2 separate regions of the Homo sapiens genome follow, and region 1 is linked to region 2. A link is an interaction called in ENCODE POLR2A ChIA-PET data of the cell type or tissue named here. Cell type or tissue: PC-3. All regions are shown on one strand. Each heading gives the region's core, and the rest is flanking DNA. Links, peaks and the distances in the headings are about the cores only.

Region 1 (5,495 bases), core at 309-5,308, 53 kb before region 2:
TACACGGGCTAAACACTAGCATAGGGGGAATTCTAGGAGATACAGGGACCCACAGGTATGGCACCAGACTATGGGGTCAGAATAAGATCTCACCACAGAGGTATGAGCAAAAAGAAACAGGATATGGTCTGTTCCTTTCAAGCTTCCCACAGGGGCCAGGAGCCCCTTTTGCAGGATGTCTTAATAAATGGGACATAAAGGTACCCATTTGTCTAGAGTGCAGTGTTGGCTGCAGACAGTGAACATATGAAATGATGCCCTTAAAATGCCCTTTGGCTCAAAACGAGTCCCCTTCCCTGACCCTAGCTTTAGAAATCAAAAGGAAGATGATCATGTCATGGGACCCCAAATTACACTCACACTGCAGGTGAAACACTGGGGTGACTTTCACACGCACAGCTAAGAAGGAAGCCAGTTTCCGTATGACTGCAAGTGCACAGAAAATCTAGCATGCCGAACAGGAGGAGCAGTGGAGGGGAGTGCTCGCTTAGGAGGGACCCAGGAGCATGCAGAGCCTCTGTCCTGAATCTGCTCCCTCTATGTAAGGAGGCCATGAATAAGGTACCCATTCCAAGAACAACAGCAAGGGGAGGGTTAGGAGACATTCTCATCCAATGTGAATATAAAAATCTTAAGAAGAAAACAATACCCACTGCTTTCTGTTCCATTGTCCCAGCTTACTGTGTGATTTTCTGTTAGGAGAACTGTACCCACAGCTTTAATTTGATGCATTTGCTGGATCATGCTTTTTTAAACAAATATAAAGCAGAGAAGAAAAAAAATCCAAGGTAGATTTCAGTTAAACTATCACCACCACGACTCTCCAATTCACTCCCGTGTAGAAAATGTGCATTTGTTTCTACGGAGCATGTGTAGACAGCCCTAGCTCCCTGGAAGAGAGATCTGAGGGAAGGCCATTATGGACGCACAGTGGTCTTAACACAGCGAAACTCCTCTCTTCAGTAGCTTTTTTTTTTTTTTTTTTTTTTTGAGACAGAGTCTTGCTCTGTTGCCCAGGCCGGAGGCAGTGGTGCGATCTAGGCTCACTGCAACCTCCGCCTCCCAGGTTCAAGTGATTCTCCTGCCTCAGCCTCCCAAGTAGCTAGACTATGGGTATGCCCCACTACACCCAGCTAATTTTTGTATTTTGAGTAGAGATGGGATTTCACTATGTTGGCCAGGCTGGTCTTAAACTCCTGATCTCAGGTGATCCACTCGCCTGGGCCTCCCAGAGTGTTAGGATTACAGGCGTGAGCCACCACGCCCAGCCAGTAGCTCTTTTAAAAATAAACTGGGCTGGGCATGGTGGCTCACACCTGTAATCGCAGCACTTTGGGAGGCCAAGGCTGGAGGATCGCTTGAGGCCATGAGTTCGAGACCAGCCTGGGCAACACAGCAAGACTGCATGTCTCTACAAAAAAGTTTAAAAGTAGCTGGGTGTGGTGGTGAGTGTAGTCCCAGCTACTTGGGAGGCTGAGGCAGGAGGATCGTTTGAGCCCAGGAGGTTGAGGCTGCAGTGAGCCTTGATGGTGCCACTGCACTCCAGTGACAGAACGAGACCCTGTCATACACACACAAAAAATTAAAATAAATTGCCTACTTTAAAAATAAAGACAAGGTGGGGCGCAGTGGCTCATGCATGTAATCCTAGCACTTTGGGAAGACGAGACAGGTGGATCACTTGAGGTCAGGAGTTCGAGAGCAGCCTGGCCAACATGGCGGAACCCCGTCTCTACTAAAAATACAAAAATTAGGCGAGCTAAGAGATCACAGCACTGCACTCCAGCCTGGGTGATGGAGCGAGACTCTGTCTCAAAAAAATAAAAATAAAATAAAAATTAATACAGGTGTTGGGAATGAGGTCTGGGAGGTGGCTGTCATTTATCTCTAAAATCATGCTAGAAGCTAAATATATAATCATTTTTCCTCCACGTTGTTTCCATGGGCTTAGAAGAGGGAAAAAATGGCACTTAGTGTTACTAGGACCAAAAGACAGCTCCTCCTACTAAAAGATCATCCTGGAGTTGCTTAACTGAATATTTATGACATACTAACATCCTTTGGGGGAAAACACGTTTCGAAATAATCAATTAAAAAAAGCAAAGTGATCAATGACAGCTGTTTAAACACCACCTGGAAAAATAGGATTTACTCCACAGCAGCTCCCTGGGTGCAGAGATCTTGGTGCAGATCCCATTTCGCTGACTTGCTTTCTCTCCTTAGACAAATGTGTGTGGCGGGGCTGAGTACCTGCTCATGTCCTTTTCTGGGGACGCCACACATGGCTGGTTTCTGGCCCTTGGGGACAGTGGCTCAGGTCCAGAGGAGAACCCTTACTGGCTGTAGTGTGGTGGGCACAGCAGGGGTGGGCCGGTTCACCTCCTGGCTTTGAAGAAATGGGTTCTCTCCTATGGCATCTGTGATTCCCAAAGTCCTCAATCAAGCAGGAAGGGGGTGAGTCGATGGCTCTTCCCAAGGCCTTCTCCTCCCATGGACAGCTTCTCTGTCCGAGTTCTCTCGCCGTTTCTCCCCCTTTACTCCATCCCAAGAGGCACTTGTGAGCTTCAAGGGCATCTTCTAAATATTACATTCACTCAGTGCCCCAAAGAGGACAGCCTGTTCTTAGAACATTGCTCAATTCTTTCTCCTGTGGTAAGGATTCAGTTTGTTTTATTAAGAACTAGTGTGGCATAAGTTCATTCTCATCCAAAAAAAAAAAAAAGAAGTATATCAAGTCTCTTCTTTTGGCATATAGTAGATAGAATTGTTATTATTCTTGTTTCTGTCCCAGAGCTAATACATTCACGACACACTGGCAAAGGATATTTTGAAAAAGCTGTCTATGGCAAATAACTGATTTGTTTCATTTTGTAAAAATGAAGTTCTCCTTTCTGACCCAAGTCGTTTTCTAAACGATCTCAAAGGGCAAGCTGCCTCTTCCAGCGGGAGGCTGAGGCCACGCTGGAACCTCCTTCCGAGGTCTGGACAAGAGCTGTGTGGTGCAGAGGAGGGAGGGCTGGGCCCAGAACCCAGAGGTCTGCCTCGGGCTGGCCTCTCTCTCCAGTCCTGTGACCTCTGGCTGACCAAAGCCTCCCTGGTTCCGTCCCTTCATGTCTGAAATAAGCAAGCTATATTTAATAGTTTTCCTTTTGCTCTAAAATAAGATGATTCTGAAATACGACATTAAGTGTGAGGCTGGTTTCTGCTTTGGACCTCACCTAAGGGGTTTTAGTCATAAGCCCATGCGTGGAAACTGGCCCTGCCAAAAAAGAAACATTCTGAATCATTCAAAACCATTAAGAATGTTGGCTCTGACTTCAGAAAGGCAAGATAAACAGACCCGTGCCCAGCGGGAACTCACTTACTGGATGTCTCTGTGTTTTTAACTCATCGGTGCCTGAGTACTTCCCAGGTTCCTTCGAATGGCTTCAATGTTTAACGCTGTCACATTTGTACTATGAACTCCACTTTCATAAAGGCGGGGGCAGGGGGGTATTTAATTTGGTGCTAAGTGCTCATTAATCTTTTTAGTGTGGTCACCAGAACTGGCTTTTTTGCAGCCTCTAATCCAAAAGCAGGTTAATTCTCCTGCCCCACACAGGTTATAAAGTTAAGAAAATGTGGCACATATACACCATGGAATACTATGCAGCCATAAAAAATGATGAGTTCATGTCCTTTGTAGGGACATGGATGAAATTGGAAACCATCATTCTCAGCAAACTATCGCAAGAACAAAAAACCAAACACCGCATATTCTCACTCATAGGTGGGAATTGAACAATGAGATCACATGGACACAGGAAGGGGAATATCACACTCTGGGGACTGTGGTGGGGTCGGGGGAGGGGGGAGGGATAGCATTGGGAGATATACCTAATGCTAGATGACACGTTAGTGGGTGCAGCGCACCAGCATGGCACATGTATACATATGTAACTAACCTGCACAATGTGCACATGTACCCTAAAACTTAGAGTATAATAAAAAAAAAACATTAAATAAAAAAAAATAAAAAAAAAAAGAGTGAAAAAGTTGGGTCAAAAGATGAATCTGTTGTACATGTTGGTATATGTCACTGAATTGTCCTCTGGAAATGTGCCAAATCAATAAACTCATAAATGTCTTCTGAAAAAAAAAAAAAAAAAAAAAAAAAAAAAAGGAATAAAGCTTCCCCGCCCAGCCTTTAAAGTCCTTTTCCCCTAAACAATACTCCAAAATCAATGAATCTAGAGATTCTTTGCACCGGAGTGGTTTCCAAATCAATTGACCTCTAAGCTCCAAATGCATTTTGATTCTGCTTCTATTGATCTGAAATAATAAAGGCTATGGAATTGGGATATGGTTCTGGTTTCTAGTGGAGTTTACCTGAAAAACTAGGATACCTTTGACCATCCATATTTCTAGGAAGCCCTCTGACTATCCATATTTCTAGGAAACCCTTTGACCATCCATATGTGGCTACTTTTTTATACATACAGTACTCATGCAAAATAAACAGAAAAATAAAAGAGTAAATCCCAACTTCCAGGTGACAGTTTACAGCATATCTGGCAACTACGTGGTAGAGTTTAGTGGGCCTGCCAGAGTCCTTGTGTATGCCCCAGACATAGGCATACACACACAGAGCTCAAGAAAGCTGCTCAAGAAAATGACAGTCTTTTTTTTCTTTTTCTTTTTCTTTTGGGGGGAACTTTCACTGGTATAGAACTAACTGGGCACATAATGGGTAAGGACAAACACTGAAACTTTTTTTTTTTAAGTTAAAAAATTCCAGCTGGGCATGGGGTGGCTCATGCCTGTAATCCCAGCACTTTGGGAGGCTGAGGTGGGTGGATCACCTGAGGCCAGGGGTTCAACACCGGCTTGGCCAACATGGCAAAACCCCATCTCTACTAAAAATACAGAAATTAGCCAGGCGTGGTGGTGGGCACCTGTAATCCCAGCTACTTGGGAGGCTGAGGCAGGAGAATTGTTTGAACCCGGGAGGTGGAGGTTGTAGTGAGCTGAGATCATGCCACTGCACTCCAGCCTGGGCGCCAGAGCGAGACTCTGTCTCCAGAAAAAAAAAAAAAAAAAGTTAAAAATTCCATGTTCAGAAAGCAAGAGACACGGTGTTATTTTCTCCAATTCTGAAAGCTCCCAGTGGTGACAGCATCGTTAGCCATGTGTAACATGTGCATCCAGGCAACTGACTGTCACCAGACTTCTCCATGGCCTTACTCAAACTGAGTAAGCTGGTAGTATTTCCTAAGAGTTGTCACTCAGTTGTGAAAACAGAGAGCTTTTTGTTTTTTGGAAAATCCTGATCAGCCGAAATGACTGGGTGGTCAGCCTTGCCCATCTTTTGGCTACTTAGATAAAGGCTTCTTTTCCCAGGCAAGGAGAGAGATGATGGTTAACTTGCTTTTTAGACTGAGGTCATTGCTATTCGCTGGTGTAATGAATAAGCTAGACGTTTAAAAACAAAACAAAACAAAACAAAAAACCTCCTT
Region 2 (5,259 bases), core at 1-5,000:
GCACAAAATGAGAAGGAATATCTTACTAGGGATTGTGACTTGCACTTGCCATATTTTGAAAGTACTGGTTCCTATCTTGCTCTCTCAAACTGCATTTAAGAAACCCTACATCAGAAGTTATTTTCATTTCTTCTGTGAAAAACAGAAAATCAATAAAAGACTGGAAAAACATATGAAATATAATTCTGCTTAAAAACATAACCATTATTTAATCTCAACGGGCCAATTTATTTTAATCCAAAGAGAAGAAGAAAAAAAACACATGTATAAATTTAAAGTTTGTTTTGAAAAATTACTTCATCCATGTACTGTCCAGCTCATAAAAACAAAACTTCTTCCAGCGAAACGGGACACTTTGACCTTGTTTACTGCAGTGTTTGGAAACCGCTGTCTCGTAACTCCTGACATCACCGGTGGTGCATTAGCACCTGGACTGCTGTTGGCTGCACATGCTGATACCCCAACTCTCTTGAATCACCCGTGGCTGAACAAATACTCACAGAACAGTAAGGATAGTGGCATTAGCATTAAACCCACAAAACTCACAAGACCTTTTAGAAGTGTCACATCTCTCTGTTCACTTATACAAGAAAACAAAAGCATTGTATATCTGATACTTTTTAAGTCCCGGCATCCAGACTGAGTACAGACAATTCTTTCTTCTGACCCTCTCCCTGCCCAAGAAACGGGATTCCTTTCTCACCAACCGCCATATTGGCAAGAATTTCTGCCACAGAGTTTTACTATTAATACTAGAAGTTCCAACCTACTTTCCACCAATAAAAAGTTCCCACAAATCTTCCTAGGGGAGAATTTATTTAAGTATATTTTAGAGTTTCAAAGAGCACTGCATTCTTAAGTTTCACAAAATCAAATTTATTTGTTTTCTTTTATGGAACATGCTTTTGGTGGTGTGCCTGCCTGTTGCATTTCTAAAGAAACAATTTTCTCCTGTAAGCCTGACACATTTCCCTTTCTGCATTCCCCAGTTCTTTTTCTAAATACACCAAAATCAAAGCAACGGATAGTTGCAACCACTGGAAGCAAGCCACAATTCAATTTGTGCAAATATCTCCCCAGATTCACTTCTTAAATAAAACTAAATCCTGGTCCTACAATGATAGTGGAATTTTACAGAGAAATTAAAAACCCAAGTTTAATGTGTCTGAAATCAACTGATAACCTTTTACTGAAACCACTTAAAAACATCACGTCCTTAAACTATAGTCACCAAAAAATATAGAACACAAAATACATATTTGAGCAATTATAGCCCTTGTTTGTCAAAGAGGAGTAAAAAGAAAAACATCCAGAGTTAATACAATTAATTAACTCTAGCTAAAGAACTACTAAAAAGACCCTCCAAATGCCATGCTGTTACTACGACAACTTCAAAATTGCTTGAGAAAATGTGCTGGATTGTCAGATTCGTGATAAAACAAGTGTCATCCTGCCTGCTAGGAATTACTTTCATTTATATCAGGCAGCAGAAAGGCTAAATGGCCACTTGCAATTCTGAAATATTAGGTTGTTACCTTTTGATAGATGCTGTACTCTTCATTCAGATCATGAGAAGAGTTAAAAAATAAATGAATCTCTCTCAATCATCGGAACCCTTTTGGTTTCATTCCTGCAACGATACCACTCCCACCGTCTATCTAGTTGGTACATTATTTTGTATAAGGAAAGCAGCAAAGTCTGATTCAATCTGAAAGGGAAGGGCCAAGAAAAACCCCTAACAGTATCTCGTTTCCAAATACAAATAGGTGAGCAGACACTCACTCTGATATTTAAGGGTTAATAATGACACAGAAAAAGAAAACGGCATTTTCTCCCTTAAAATTCCTGCTCCTAGGTATTCAGGCTGATTTACATTTTACGTAATCTGATGGCTCAATCAGGAAGTGAGAATTTTAAGTGCGTGAGTTATGGACGGGAGGAAGCATGTGACCCATACATAGCAAAGAAAATTATGCAGCAGATGAGCACGCTAAGAAAAATAAACTAAGCAGTTTAAAAATAGTGTTTTGAGGATATATCGACCCATGAATATACTATGGCTTTTGAGAACTAATAATTCATTTGGACGCCTTAAAAATAAATCCCCAGGACTGTTTTAAAAAATATTACAAGATCCAAGGAATCCACGGTGAGAAATTAAAGTTTAATTATCCAAGAAACTGTTTCCCTCAAGTGCATATCCATTCATGGTTTATGTTAAAGGCTATTTTTCATCATTATTTAAAGATCAGGCAATACGTAATATAATCAAACAAAACACAGATTGCAGTGATGTTTACTTAAGCTTTATTTATATATATAGTGCGTAGGTTCCTGGAGCACAAAGAAGAAAGTTGCTCAGATTTATCCAGACCTCACATAAGTTTATAGATTTCAAGTAGCCACTGTATTTTATTACAGAAAATACATTCTTCAAGAGGAAAATGTTAAGGCCATAGAAGCTTTCACCTTAGCTATCTAAGCTTGTATTAGGTCATCATTAAATAGTATCTGTATCATTCTTATGTGTTCCGTAAGTTATGCCACAAATACCAGACCAAGTACACTCAGTCTAGAAACAAAAAAGTGGGAAATAAAGGTTAAAACATTCTAATAGGTGTAATGGGCTGATAGATGACTTTATATTACAAAGCTACTTAAGACAATTCTACTTTTCTAGAATACAACGCATTAATATAAACATTTGAAATTCAGAAGATTTGGCCTGTGGATGCTTTGTTTCTCAATGCAATTCTTGTTAATATGTTAGTAAGTAATAATTTATTAATACCAATAATAAAAAATTAACATGGTTGAGAGCAGGTGTATCTCATAGCCTTTATCAATTTAATGCTTAATACCAAAATGCTATTCATATTTTTATTTCAGCCTATTAAAAAAATTTATACCACAGCTCTGGGCAAGTGGCAGGGTGGCGCCAGTGACAGGAATCAGTTCTGCGTATTTCTTGATTCCTAGCTCATCTTCCTTTAATTCTTAAACACAAGAGGTAGCTGGCGGAAAGAAGAGACTGTTAGGAAAGACAGAAACCTTTCAGAAAGGAAGCTTAAGGTAGATTAAGAAAAGTTAGGGAAGCTGAGAAGCATACAATCTTCCAGATGGAGTATTACATGACAACTGTCATCATCTTACTAAACTTGATATCATATTTGTTGACTGAATTAAGGAAAGATGAACTAGTTACCAAGAAATATACTCAGCAGATTGATTCATGGCAAACCTAGCTCAGCCACTTGCCTAGACTTCAGTTTATTTAGGATAAACCTCAGAGTATGTACTTCTCAACTCCTTCATTTTATAAATGAATCTTGGGTCCGGGCTCAGCTGTCAGTCAACTATCTGTATAGTAAATACAGCAAAGTCTCTTAACTTCTCTAATTTCCTGAAACATCATATTGTTACCTTTTGAGAGATGTTGTACTCTTTATTCAGGTCACAAAAAGAGTAATCAGTAAATGAATCTCTGAGTAATCAGGACCATTTTTATTTCATTCCTGCAACTATACTACTAATCAGAAAATTAGAGAAATTAACAGACTTTGCTATGTCACAGAGATAGGTGAGTGAACTGAAACCAGACCTAAGGTTTTGGACTTTCCCAGGCTAGGACTCTTTTTCACTATGTGCTGCCTTACAACTGTCACCTGAGGTTCGAGTAACTCTCCAACTAGCCAAGCCCTGGCTACTTATCCTAATCATGGAAAAGTCAAACAGTCAGGATCCAGAGACCCTCGCTCTGTGCCACCTTCTTCTTAACTCACAGGCCCACTGACCCTCACTGCTGCTGTGGGCTGCTCCCACCAGCCCGTGCTGAGCCTCCTACCTCATCTGCGAGGAGACAGGGCAAGTTCCAGCCTGAGGGGCATGGCTTCTGAGATGGTTCCAGTCCCTCTTCCTGGCTCGTTCCTTCCACTGGTACTCACAGCTTCCTCATTTTTCCTAATGGGAAAATCAAAGCACTAAAATAAGAAAAATCACTTGTTTTGGTTCATGTCACAGCTATACTGGGATTCTGAATAAACACAAGAACCAGATAATATTCTAGAAAAAGTAAAATTAACTCCTACTTCATAAGATTCACCAGAATTAATTCTGTGGAGATTAAAGAGCTAAATATAAAAGGAAAAAAAAAAGGAAGAAAACTAAATTAGTAGAAAATTATTTCTGAATTTGGAATGGGAAAAGAAGATTTAGCTTTATAGAAGCAATGAAAAAAGTAACAAAAGGCAATGTAATCCAACTGCAACAAAATTTAAAACCCCTATATGTCAAAAAACAGCAAACAGAATTGAAAGGTAAGCAAAAAAAGGCCAGGTGTGTTGGCTCACACCTGTAATCCCACCACTCTGGGAGGCTGAGGCAGGAGGATTGCTCAAGGCTTGGAGACCAGCCTGGGCAATGTAGTGAGATCCTGTTCCTACAAAAAAATTTAAAAACTAGCAAGACATGGTGGCACATATGTGTGGTCCTAGCAGAGGCCAGGGTTGGAGGATCACTTGAGCCCAGGAGTTCCAGGCTGCAGTGAGCTATGGTTGCATCATTGCATTCCAGCCCGGGTGACAGAGGGAGGCCTTGTCTCTAAATAAATAAAAAGGTAAGCAAAAAATAAAATAGCTGTAACAGGATAATATTCTGTATAGTATTTGAATGTAAAAGGTAAAATGTAATAACAGACAATTCACACAAAAATATAAAAGGCCAATTAATATGAAAAAAAATGCTCGATTTCATGAGCAAACACCGAAATTCATTTCACCGATCACAAAGATGGACAACAAAAAAAGGAAAGCTCATGAAGTGAGGTGAGACAACCATTTGAGGAAATTAGCAATATATGTATTTTTTCAGCCTTAAAACTGTTTTGACTCCTAAGATGTTTATAAATATCTCCTAAGGAAATAATCGTAGATACATAGGAAGATAACTATGGCAAGGACATACTTAGCAAAAGCATAAAATCGGGAACAACTTAAACATCCAAAGATGGAATGGAGCATGTGACTAAACAGATCACAGTAAAAATTCGTACGCTTAAATCATGATTTTTGAAGAATGCTTCATGATACTGGAAATGACAAAATATAATATTGGGTGCAAATGCTGAATATAAAATCATACATAAACATGATACTAATGTTGCCAGGTAAGAAAGAAAGTGAAGAAGAAGGGAGGGACAAGCTGGTCTCCAGACTGGATTAGGATACATTAAAAAAGCTTAAAAAGGGCAGACGGAGACAT

What was found. Peaks named below come from ENCODE experiments on the same cell type or tissue, not always from the same donor. Only the 100,000 strongest peaks of a DNase experiment are listed, where the experiment ranks them.
Region 1: POLR2A ChIA-PET joins it to region 2 with 18 read pairs; 23 of 35 experiments call an interaction of 5 or more read pairs at or near these places.

Annotation. Positions count from the first base shown.
Region 1 is chr7:130,888,325-130,893,819 of GRCh38, forward strand. All of the region lies in intron 6 of LINC-PINT (long intergenic non-protein coding RNA, p53 induced transcript), which reads right to left. Among named protein-coding and RNA genes, the nearest start is that of MIR29B1, 14 kb to the left of the region's middle. In PC-3, for the core only: no CTCF peak of the experiment used is centred there; a DNase peak (open chromatin) is centred at 3,307; H3K27ac peaks cover 3,807 bases.
Region 2 is chr7:130,941,876-130,947,134 of GRCh38, forward strand. LINC-PINT (long intergenic non-protein coding RNA, p53 induced transcript) reads right to left here. Exons shown (of 8, transcript NR_170176.1): 6 at 3,845-3,960. Among named protein-coding and RNA genes, the nearest start is that of LINC00513, 31 kb to the left of the region's middle. In PC-3, for the core only: no CTCF peak of the experiment used is centred there; DNase peaks (open chromatin) are centred at 426 and 1,906; H3K4me3 peaks cover 2,676 bases; H3K27ac peaks cover 4,104 bases.